Regions from separate parts of the Homo sapiens genome. Here region 1 is linked to region 2. Evidence: read pairs that join two places in POLR2A ChIA-PET (ENCODE). Cell type or tissue: B cell. All regions are shown on one strand. Links, peaks and the distances in the headings refer to the core of each region. The heading gives the core; the rest is flanking DNA.

Region 1 (6,328 bases), core at 463-5,462, 800 kb before region 2:
TACTTCCTCTATCATTTCTTGTATCACTTTAGCCTAACCTGCCATTATCTCTTGAATACCACATGTGTTCCTTACTGGTCACTTTCCTCTACTCTTGACTCTACAGTCCATTCTCCATTCTGCGATAAGTTTGACTTTTTCTGGTTAAAACCAGTCAATGGCTTCTCACTAGACCTAGAAAAATATCCAAACTTCTTAAAAAACGTGGCTGTTACTCACCACTGTAAACTCATTTCATCTCTGTCATCCTAATCCACTACATTCCAGTCACATTGGTTGTAGTGATTTGCTAGGGAAGCCATAACAATAAGAGTCATGCAAACTGGGTGCCTTAAACAACAGAAATTAATTTTCTCACAGTTCCGAAGACTAGAAATTGGATATCAAGATGTCAGCAGTGTTAGTTTCCTCTGAGGGCCTTGAGGAAAATATGTGTTTGAGACCTTTCTTCTTGGCTTGTAGATGGCCATGATCTGCCTGTGTTTTCACATCACCTATTCTTGGTATGTGCCCATGTCCAAATTTCCTTTTCTTATAAAAACACCAGTCATATTATGTTAGGATTCTCCTGAATGATGCCACGTTGACTTACATCCCACTTTAAAGGCTGTATCTCCAAATATGGCCACATTCTGAGGTACTGTGGGTTAGGACGTCAACATGAATTTTTCGGGAGACACAATTCAGACCATAAAATTGATTTTTCAGTTTGCAGAAAATGTTCAGCTCATTTCCCACCTTGTGGCCTTTGCACTAGCTGTATCCTCTAACTTTAATGCTATTCTCACTTCTCATGGTTGCTGGTGTCTCAGATGTCTCTTCTTCTTCTTTTTTTTTTTTAGATGGAGTCTCACTCTGTCATCCAGGCTGGAGTACAGTGGAGTGATCTTGGCTCCCTGCAACCTCCACTTCCTGGGTTCAAGCAATTCTCTGCCTCAGCCTCCCAAGTAGCTGGGATTACAGGCACCCACCACCACGCCCAGCTAACTTGTATTTTTAGTAGAGATGGGGTTTCACCATCTTGGCCAGCCTGGTCTTGAACTCCTGATCTTGTGATCCACTCGCCTCTGCCTCCCAAAGTGCTGGGATTACAGATTCGCATCACATGCCTGGCTAATTTTTGCATTTTTGTGGAGACAAGCATTGGCCAATGTTGGCCAGGCTGGTCCTGAACTCCTGACCTCAAGCGATCTGCCTGCCTTGGCCTCCCAAAGTGCTGGGATTATAAGCATGAGCCACTGCACCCAGTCAGATGTCTCCTCTTAAAGAGATCTTCCCTGGTCACCTAAACTGAAGTAGCCACTGAATTACTTTCTTTCTCATCAATCAATTTTATATTTTTGAGCAGCACTTATCATTTTCTGATATTTTCTATTTGTTCCTTTGTATGTTGCTTATTATCTATTCTTCCTGAACCTTACTAGAATGTAAGCTATATGAGGGCAGATACCTTGACTATCTTGTTCACTGTTTTTTTTCCCAGCACCTAAAACAGTGCCTGACCTGGCACAGGGGAAGTAAAATGAGATAATTAATGACATAGAGAGAGGAGGAGATGGAGGGAGGGAGGGTGGGAGAGAGGAGACATTCAAATCTAGATCTACCTCACTCCTACATTTTCACCAGTGGGCTTCTGCCAAAATAAAAATAAAAAATGTGCTCCAAGTATTAAATAGAATTTAAAGTATCACTTTATCAGGGACATAATCAGTGATTTAAAGTTCAGAAGATAAAATTTGATTTTCTGGAGTTTTTGGTTGGTTTCTGGGTATCATTGCTAGTAGTGTTAGATTCCATGATGAGTCTTCATAATTTTGAGAAGAATCCCCAACTTGGTAAATGTAATGCAACCTGCTAAGTTCAAGAAAGTCATACAAAGAGCTTATTATTTAAGCCATTTATTTTAGGGTTGGCTTGTGTGATGGTTAACATTGGGAGTCAACTTGATTGGATTGAAGGATGTAAAGTATTGTTCCTGGGTGTGTCTGTGAGGGTGTTGCCAGAGGAGATTAACATTTGTGTCAGTGGACTGGGAAAGGCAGACCTAACCTCAGTCTGGGTGGGCACAATCTAGTCAGCTGCCAGCATGGCCAGAATAAAAGCAGGCAGAAAAATGTGGAAAGATTAGGCTGGTTTAGTCTTCCGGCCCTCATCTTTTCCCATGCTGCCTGCTACCTGCCCTCAAACATCGGACTCCAGGTTCTTGAGCTTTGGGACTTGGACTGACGGACTGACTTCTTTGCTCCTCAGCTTGTAGGTGGCCTAATGTGGGACCTCACCTTGTGATCATGTGAGTCAATACTCCTTAATAAACTCCTTTTATATATATATTTATCCTGTTAGTTCTGTCCCTCTAGAGAACCCTAATAGAGTTTGTTTGTGTTTTCAGAGACAGAGTCTTGCTCTGTAGCTCAGGCTGGAGTGCAGTGGCACAATCATAGCTCACTGTGGTCTCAAACTCCTGGGCTCAAGGGATCTTCCAGCCTCAGCCTCTCAAGTAGCTGAAACTACAGGCATTTGCCACCACACCTGGCTAATTTTAAAAAAAGATTATAGAGACAGGGTCTAGCTATGTTGGCCAGACTGGTCTTGAACTCCTGGCCTCAAGCAATTCTGCCTCAGCCTCATAAAGTGCTGGGATTATAGGCATGAGCCACCATACCTGGCCTAAAGCCATTTATTTTTTGTTTCTTCTTTTCCCTTCCTCCCTCCCTCCCTTCCTCTCTTCCTTCCTTCCTTCCTCCCTCCCTCCTCCCTCCCTCTTTCTTTCTTTCTCTTTTTTCTTTTCTTCTCTCTCTCCTTCCTTCCTTTTCTCCCTTCCCTTCCCTCCTCTCCTTCCTTCCTCCCTTTCCTTCCCTTCCCCTTCCTTCCTTCCTTCCTTCCCTCTGTCTCTCTTTCTTTCTTTCTCTTTTTCTTTCTTCTCTTCATTTCTTCTTTCTTCCTTTCTTCTTCTTGCTTGCCAAAAAGAGATCTATGCTGAGCAAGTTGTGGTGTCGAAGAAAACCACTTAGCTCAACACCCTGATATAAAAGCAGATGGAGGTGGAAATACAACCAGAAAATACTGGAGGAGATATTCCAATTTACAGTACTGAAAAATAGTGAAGGATTAAAGAGTATTCACATTTCTTGGTAAGCACTATAAGAAACTAAGCTGATTGGTAGTATGGAGAGGGCATTATGAAGATCTCAAAGAAAGGTATCTTCTCTTAGCAATGTTCTCATTCACATGTAAAAATAAGATCTGTGGCCAGGCGCGGTAGCTCACGCCTGTAATCCCAACACTTTGGGAGGACGAGGTGGGAAGATCACAAGGTCAGAAGATCGAGACCATCCTGGCTAATACGGTGAAACCCCATCTCTACTAATATACAAAAAATAGCCGGGCATGGTGGCAGACACCTGTAGTCCCAGCTACTCGGGAGGCTGAGGCAGGAGAATTGGTTGAACCTGGGATTTTGAGATTGCAGTGAGCCGAGATCCTGCCATTGAACTCCAGCATGGGCAACAGAGGGAGACTCCGTCTCAAAAAAAAAAAAAAAAAAAAATGTCTGTGTAGGAAGGTCCTACTGGTACCCAGAACTTATTTTCAAAAGTTTGTAATGTAAAATTTAAGTGTTTTATAGTAAAATAGGCAAAATTCTGAGGTGGCACTCATGATTTCTGCCCCCGGTATTTATCCCCTTGTAAACTCCCCTCCTTGGGTGTGGGTGTGACCTTTGACTTGCTTCTAGATGACAGAGTATCTAGGGATTTTTCAGATGTAATTAAGGTTACAAATTAGTTGATTCTAGAATAATAAAAAGGCATATAACTGTGGGCGGGCCTGGGCCTCTTCCTATGAGTTTCATGAAGTAAGCAGCCATATTGAGGAGCCTACATGGGTGGGAGGTAATTCCACAAGGTCCCTAGGACCTGAGGATGGTTTCAAGCCAGGAAAAACCTGGAACCCTCAGTCCTAAGGCCACACACACAAAAAAATGAATTCTGTCAATAACCTGAATAAGCTTGAAAGACAGTTATTCCCCAGTTGAGCCTCCATATGAAAATCCAGCCTGGTCAACACCCTGATTGCAGCCTGTGAAACCCTGGGCAGAGGATCTGCATAAGCTATGCCTAGACACATGACCCACGGTACTTTCAGATAATAAATGTGTAACTTTAAGCTGCTAACTAACTTTATGACAAATTTTTATGCAGCATAGAAAACTAATACGCATAGCTTCAAAATTAAGAGGCCTTGTATTTGGACAATTGATTCCTATCTGGTTTGCTACATCCTCTCCACTTTGTTTTGCCTAGTGCAGCTGGAGTGTTCATTTTTTAAAAATGCAAATATGACATCTGCTTTCCTTAAAACTCATTTATGATTTCCAGAGAAAATGGAATTGTCAATATTGCCCTGCAAGGTTTGTCCTTACACTCCATGTTTCCCTTTGTTGTCTGTGCTCTAGTCATATTGGCCTTATTTTAGGTTCTCAGATGCCCTTTAATTTTCTTCTGCCACAAGGCCTTGGCACTTGCTGTTCTCTCTGCCTGCAACATTCTTTTCTACGCCTTCCCTCACTTAATTATCATTTATTCTTCTCATCCTTTCTTCATATCTCCACTGTCTTTTCCTTAGGAGATTATTACCCTGAATTTCCTAATTAGGTCAATACCCACTTCCATAACTCTCACAGCACCATATACTCTTCTTCATGGCTATTCATACAACTAAAATTTTACATTCATTATTGTGCTTATTGTTTTTCATATTCCCATGAAAGCAAGCAACTGTTTCTGTTTTGGTTTACCATTTTATTCCTATACCCCTTGCACCTAGTGTTTTGCCCTGCAAAGATTAATAAAATATTCAAATAATTATAGTAATAAATAGCATTCATTGAAAACCATATCAACCCACTTTAATAATATAAAATATATAAGGAAGGTATAGATTAATATACTATTAATATTTGCAGATTAGAAACTGAAATAGAAAGAGAATAAGTCAATTTTCTAAGGTCACACAACCAGTATTAGAGTTGGGATTTGAGTCCAGGCATTTGCAGCTCACATCATTACTTAAATATCCTAACTGAGGATTTAGCAGTACCGCATGCTTCCTCCTATGGAAGGTGATCCATACATACATATTAAGTGGAAATGAATGCATGGTGTGTTCCTGGAGGGCATTTGTTGTCTGTTTACTTGCATGGCAGCCTGATGAGCACAGCTGCCTGAGACATGTGGATGTTACCTTCCTGTTGAGTGGAAGAATGTATTATATGTAGATATATAGTTTATATTAATATATTTATATATATTTATTGGAAGTTTACTTTTATATATGTTTACCATAAATGTAAATAATAGAAGTAGCACCATTGTTCCTAGAAATAAACATATTCTGTATATATTATTCTATATGTATCCTATAGAGTATTATCTATATCTCTCTTTTTCTAGGACCAATGGTGCTACTTCCATCATTTTTCATGGTTTTAACTGTTTTTCAAATAAATGTTCTGCCATATTCCAAAGAAGGTTGCTCTTTCTTCCAATCTCATTTTAGAGGCTAAAATTTCACAAATGTTTTCTTTTCTGGCTGCAGAAATGGCTTGTTTTCAGGAAAGCATAATGCTTGCATATTTTCAAAAAGGTGAGGAAGCAGATAGTTTTATAGTCATAGATGGATTGTTTGCCATTTTTTGGCATGGTTCTTTATGTTAAATACAAAGAGATCAATCATGACCAATATTCAAATGTGAAGGTGTACAAATATCTCTGTGAAAGTAACACAGTTTATAGAAGCTAGAGGGAGGAGCACAAATGGAGATCATAAGTAAGTTTCTTATGCCTTTCCATGTCACTGTTAATGGCAGGTCATCTGCCAGGATTCCCCTAGTCAGCTGATGCAGAAGACCTGGGAGGTACGGGGAATGACTTGCCATGTCTGAATTACTGAACACCTCATTTTACATTATGACAAATGCCAATGTCTTGCAAGAGAGCTCAGGGGTCCTTAGCAAACGCTTTCATTTTAGTGCCAGGCTGAATGCCAAGACATCAGTTCACACTTCCCTGAATCCCTTGTCTTTCTTTTGCTTGAACGAAGACAAGAGAAAACATTAGGGGCAAAACTGAGGCACCTTTATCACCTTTCATATGACATGTCCATCTCCATCTTAAGAAATGAAAGAGACAGGCCGGGCGCGGTGGCTCACGCCTGTAATCCCAGCACTTTGGGAGGCCGAGGCGGGCGGATCACGAGGTCAGGAGATCGAGACCATCCCGGCTAAAAACGGTGAAACCCCGTCTCTACTAAAAATACAAAAAAAATTAGC
Region 2 (6,328 bases), core at 675-5,674:
AGGTCAACATCAGTTCTCTCTAAAGGCTTTTAATTTCTATATCTTTTGGTGATGCACTCTAAATGTACACATTAAAAGTGTTATATAAAAATGAATGTGACTTTTTAAGTTGTGTTTCTAATGCTTAAGTATGTATAATTAAAGTAATCAAAAATGTAAGATGGTGGCTAATTCAAAAATTTTAAGCTTTGTTAAAACAAGGTAAATTAGCTAAGGTATTTCTGCTAGTAACTATTTTTTTTTGTCTGTCAGTTACTGGGTTTCAGAAATGAAATACAGATTTGAGAATGACCTTGTTATTTAATTTTTAAACATTAAAAGTTTAGTAAACATAGCCTCACATTACTATTTATTTTAAGAGAAAAGGTATATTAATATTACACACATACTTTTTTTTTTTTTCTGTTGTGCAATCCAAAACCTGCTGGAAAGAATATATATGCTTTTCATCAAAAAAAGTTAACAACTTTTAAAATCCTACAGGTTCAAGTCCCAGCTGTCGAAAACTGATCCTGGGCTGCTGCAGCTAATGTACTTTCTTGTGAGAGGCTGAACTCTGTCACAGGTGACAGCTGACCCACTTACTCAGACCTTGATAAAGGATCAGGCTTCTTTTATAGGCCTTCAGATTCTCCTGAGATGGTCTGTCATGTCCAGCTATGGATGCTGAAGCTGAATTTCTTATACTTAATTTTTTATAGCATTTGTGTAAACTACCAGTTTTGGAGGAATGGTTAAAATTCTGACACAGTGGCCTGTGAGAGTATTTTGAGTTCCATTTTGAAATTATGGCTAGCAGATGCTATGAGTTTGGTTATAGAGACCCTTAAAGTGTGTAAGACAGTTTTTGTTTTTTAATTAGTTGTTTGAATTTTATTAACGTAATTAACTTCATAACTTCCATTTGTGAGATTCCAGGATTTTTCTACCTTCTTGGTAACTTTTCAGTGAAGTAGATATTTCCAGGTGCAAAACTTTATGACCTAAATAATTTGTAATCATTTCCATAGTATATGCAAGTATTTTAAAGGAGTCGGGTGTCTCAACAAAAGCCACCTAAGATTGTGGTTGGCATTTGTGTTTATTTGCCTTAACATACATATTTATTTGCTTTAGCATATTTTCTCTAAAGCAGGGGTCCCCTGGGCCTCCGACCTGTAGCAGTCTGTGGCCTGTTAGGAACCTGGGCACACAGGAGGTTAGTGGCTGGCCAGCAAGCATTACTACCTGAGCTCCTCTGCCTTCTGTCAGATCAGCAGTGGCATTTGATTCTCCTTGGAGAACAAACCCTATTGTGAACTGTACATATGAGGATCTAAGTTGGATGCTTCTTAGGAGAATCTAACAAATGCCTGATGATCTGAGGTGAAACAGTTTCATCCTGAAACCATCCATCCACCCCCGCCTTGTACATGAAAAAATTGTCTTACACGAAAACGGTCCCTGGCACCAAAACAGTTAGGGACCACTGCTTTAAAGTATATGTGCTTTTGCATTGCAATTTAGGTGTAGGAGTTTATGCTGTTTTTGCCTTTCTGTTTTCATTGTGTAAATTATCAGCCAAAACTTTTGTCGAATGACTGCAAAGTCTTGGTCTGTGTTCCCTGGACCGGCTTTGTGGTGATTCACACTAGTATTGATTAATGGCATGATTCATAGCAGCTTGCATTGATAAGTTCAAGAACTCCCCTTGTTGACTTTGTGGGTCGTGCTTGACCATCTTGGGAGAGGTGTTTCCCTGAGATAGGAGTAGCCAACATCGATATGTATTAGAAAACACACACACACACACACACACACACACACACACACACACACACACACACACACATACACACAGTGGCATTTGAAAGGGAAGGGAAAGGAATTAGTATCAATTAATTCTTTGAAATGTATCTCTTTGTTTCAGATGATGTGGGACACCGGCTTGTGCAATGTGATATAAGAAGGGGGAACTCTTTAAGCCGTACAAAAACATGTATCAAGTGATTTGATATGTACAGGGGTTATAAATCTTGTATTCCATTTATTTACAGATTAGTGATATTAGATGTAAATCTATTTAGCAGGGAAAGTATAAGCAATTTATCTTTAATGGAAGGGATGGTTGGGAGGCCATAATCTCCTCTTCTACTACTTGATAAGATATGATTAAAGGAAAGCAAGTTAAGGATAATAATTATTTAAACATAATCCTTTATGTCAAAATTAATATTGCATGAATTTTGAATTCTATATTTACCTGAAAGAAACCTGTAAAATCTCGGTGCTGTGTGGACGTTACAGATTTTAGTGCATTGAGGTGTGAGACAGTGAGTACAGATAGAGGGAGACAAGATAGAGAATCCTTGTCTCCCATCAGTATTTGGGTTTGTGTTTGTGTGGTTTTCTTGCTGTTGTTAGAAACAATACGTTTCTTAAGAAGATGCCAAAAGAACTTGCTTTAGCAAGTTGACATCTATTGATGAATAAGTATGACATTTTAATCCCCATATTTTAAATGATGTTTGGTTACTATTTGTTTAAAAGCAACTGAATAAAAACATCTTCAGCTATCCAGATTCCAATCTGTACAGATGACTAATCATGTGGAATATTTGAACATAAAGGTTCTAGTGAAAAATAAAAATTAAAACAAAAAATGTAGTTGCTCCCAGATTTGAAAGTACAGAATGTTTTCTGTGCCTTTTAGATATGGGTAACTATGACATTGAAAACAATGGTAACCACGGGAAATGCACCTTACAAAATAAATAAGGGGAAAAAAAAAAGACATGGGGGTGGGGAGTAGGAAGGAGTTGGTGTAGTAACAGCTTAGTGAGTAAATAAATATTTAAACTTCATGCTTTGTTACTTGTGTAATCATGAGATTTGCAGAATTATGTTTTATATTACATTTTTAGTTGGTATCTTTTTTATCTTGTGTTAAATAATCTGTTAAGCCAAATTTAAGTACTGTTCAGAAACAAAAGCAAGTTACAAGCTTTGTGGGTGTTAATGTCTTCATGTGTAAAAAACCAGAAAATTGAATTAGATATATCCTAAGGTTTTTTCCAAGCTTTTAAATTCCATGATTCTGTGACCCAGGAGGTGTCCAGGAGTCATGTGAGTAAACTTTTAAGTTTTGAAGTAACGTTAACTCCAAGACTTGAAACCCTTGAAATTGGCTAGAAATCCTATACAAGATTTCCAGAAAGTTACCGTTATACTTCCTGATTACGCTTATGGATACAAATATAAAGCAAACAATAACCAAAGACACATAAAACAAACCCTGATTCTAGCAGTTTACGAAAAGAGGAAATTTATTAGAAGGTTCTGGGGGATCATTGTCCAGTAGAACTTTCTGTGATGAGGAAAATGTTTAGAGAATCTGAGCTATCCAGCATGGTAGTCAATAGTCATATGTGACTATTTAGCACTTGAAATATGTCTAGTTCAACTACAAGACTCGATTTTACATTTTATTTAGTTTTAATTAATTTAAATGTAAACTTTTAAGATTTAAAGGAATCCTGGGAGTAACCGAAACGTCGGTCTTGAGAAGAATAGGAAGAAACCAGGGTGGCCTTAGGAACTAAGAACTGCTTTGGAAGCAGTAGTGGTGTGTTCTTCAGAGTCATACCATGACTTAGTTATTAGTGGTACCCAACCTGGATTTATCAGATAACAATGGCATCTTCCAGGGAGAGAAAATCTGATTGTCTTTACATGAGTTTGGTGTCTACCCTCCAAATCAATCAACTGTAGGTTGGGTTGCAGAATGATTGCGTACCTGCCAGAGTGCTGACAGTTCCCAGGGAAGGAGGAAGTGGAGCCAGGCAGCAGTCTTAAGAGCGGTTTGCCACATTACTTAAGAGAAATATGTTTTTCCCTGCAAGCACTGATTTTTCTAACTTTAAAATACTCTTATTTTGTTAATTTACTTGTATTGCACCTGACTTATTTACCTTTTTTATTGCTAATTAAAAATACCACTCTATGTTGAGTAAACTTTTACTAACCTGAGAGACTAATGATTTATAACATTGTGTAGAAGGAAATCAAAGAACATTATAGCCAAAAGCAACAATATGAGCCATGCTAGACAATGCTCTCTTGTTACAGAGAGTATTGATACCAAGGCTTAGATGTTTTGCTATTTCAAGTCACGAAATTATTTGCCACATTAGGGATAGATACTTGCTTTAATCTGAACCTATGTTGTTGACCAGCTACATGTTAAAACCAAGTGTTTGAAAACCATCTTTTTGAAATTTGACGCTTTCCCGTAAATTTTTATTTTCCTGTAAAGTGGTAATACTAATAATTTGTGAGAAAACTGAGTAGTGCAGGTTTTGATTTTGAAGGGTTTTTTGTTTTGTTTTACATTTTTAAAACATGAAGAAAGAGCTTTGATTGAGAATGTGTTAATTGTATTATGTGAACCTATAAAATTAACTCTTATTATTTAATACATATGAACCAAATAATACTTGACCCAGATAAGTGAAGGATAGATAGAAAAGAAAGGCATTTACTTAAAATGGCTGCTTATTTTATCAAAGTTAGATTTCAAATTAGAGTTGGATGAGCTGTTTTAAAAGTCCATGCTAAATATGTTGGGGACTGCCCCGGAAACAGGTTTTCCTCCTCTGTGTAAATCAGCCATGTTTCTGTGGTGCGAGGTGGGTGGGAGCCTTGCTTTACTTCCTGCATCTCAGCAGGCTCAGGAAGGGAAGCTTGCTAGGGTGTTTAAGCAGCCACATGCATTATGTTAAATTAATTCTACCCCAGTCTTTGGACATCTATTGACAATAGTATTATTTGGGTTGCAAAATCAACAAGTGAATAGACCAAAGAAGAAATGGGGAAGAACCCAGAATGAGTGTGAGTCAAACACTACCTTGACACAGGAAGCCAGGACTAGAAGCCCTGAGATCAGTCCAATCCAGGGAATATGCTGACTGCGCTGTCATTTAGAACAGGCCAGTGGAATTCAGGACCTATCAGGTAAGTCCATGTCTTACCAACTTAAAGCAATCTTCTGGGAAGAGGTCTGGACCTGTATCTAACATGAATTGTAGTGAGGTCTGTCCATCACATTTCACTCATCTAATCACCTTTGTCATTCTTCTGGTTTTCACAGATAGGATAGAAAAACTGTAGTTTTTTTCTGTTGCCACTTAGCTCTTGGTTGCAGGGGCCTCTAGGTAGGTGTGAAGTGGTTATCAAGGCTTTGACTGTCAAAAACACTTCTACTCAAAATTGGCCTTAGCAGTTAAGCCAGATTTAAAATGATTTTGGTAGTGGATTATCTAAGCTCATATAGAATAACTGCAAGTCACTTTCAAACTTGCCATAGATGCGAAGATAATATATTCTCATTTTCTGGACTAGCTTTTCCCAGGAAAAGGTATGGGGTGGAGGGATATCAAATATCAATTTTTGTAGATATGGAAAGCTCCATGAATGTGTATTTATAGGCCCCCTGAGGTCTAACTGAATGTATGTTGAATGCAGATTCTTCTGTTTTCCTCCCCAGGTTTGTCATTTGGCAACTAGTACAGGAAAAAGACCCTCAATAACTAGCAAGTCTGTCTTTGTTATATGTAGACAAGCATTTTGATTAATTTAGGGAGGATGCTTTTTTCACTATATAAAATTAAAATGAAATTATGGAAGAACCTAGTTTGTTTTCTTACTTGAGTTGAATGCTGTTTAACCACTTTCTTATTACATTCGATTGACTTAGTTGAGTTGGATGCTGAATGTTTAACCACTTTCTTATTACATTTGATTGACTTAAAAACCATCTGTAGCATAGCCTAAATAACTTAAGACTTTCAGAAAGTTGTGGCAAATTTTTTTGATACATTCTCATTCATAGCCAACTCAATTATATTAACTTTTTATACAAATCAAATTATATTATAATCCATACACATTAAATTTCACTTAGACCAAAGAAGAGCCAAGGCTTCTTTACTGGATCTCACCCCCTCTTACGTATTTAAGAGCATTGCCCCAGGAAGTCCTCTTTTCTGCATCAGCATTTTCTATTCTTTGTTGGATCATACTCATTAGCAGAAGATGCCATAGTTTTTACTGTCTTGAAATAATAAAGCTTCTCCTGAGCCCATGTTCTTATCCAGCTACTGCTGCATTTCTCTTCAGAGCAAAACTCTCCAAAAGAATTATGTACGTTCACTGTCTCAAATTGCTCTTCTCCCATTCTTCCTTGAACCCTCTCCAAAGCTTTTCCTCATTCACTGCTTCAGAGCCTTCTTTTGTCAAAGTCTCCAATAACCTCAGTGTTGTCAGGTTGAATAGCAGGCTCATCTAATTT

The links. Peaks named below come from ENCODE experiments on the same cell type or tissue, not always from the same donor. Only the 100,000 strongest peaks of a DNase experiment are listed, where the experiment ranks them.
Region 1: POLR2A ChIA-PET joins it to region 2 with 10 read pairs; 1 of 35 experiments calls an interaction of 5 or more read pairs at or near these places.

The regions. Positions count from the first base shown.
Region 1 is chr4:102,078,137-102,084,464 of GRCh38, reverse strand. No RefSeq gene overlaps it. Among named protein-coding and RNA genes, the nearest start is that of SLC39A8, 260 kb to the left of the region's middle. In B cell, for the core only: no CTCF peak of the experiment used is centred there; no DNase peak of the experiment used is centred there; H3K27ac peaks cover 868 bases.
Region 2 is chr4:101,281,103-101,287,430 of GRCh38, reverse strand. The region is part of intron 1 of PPP3CA (protein phosphatase 3 catalytic subunit alpha); the gene reads left to right. Among named protein-coding and RNA genes, the nearest start is that of MIR8066, 43 kb to the right of the region's middle. In B cell, for the core only: no CTCF peak of the experiment used is centred there; DNase peaks (open chromatin) are centred at 2,749, 3,779 and 4,660; H3K27ac peaks cover 2,497 bases.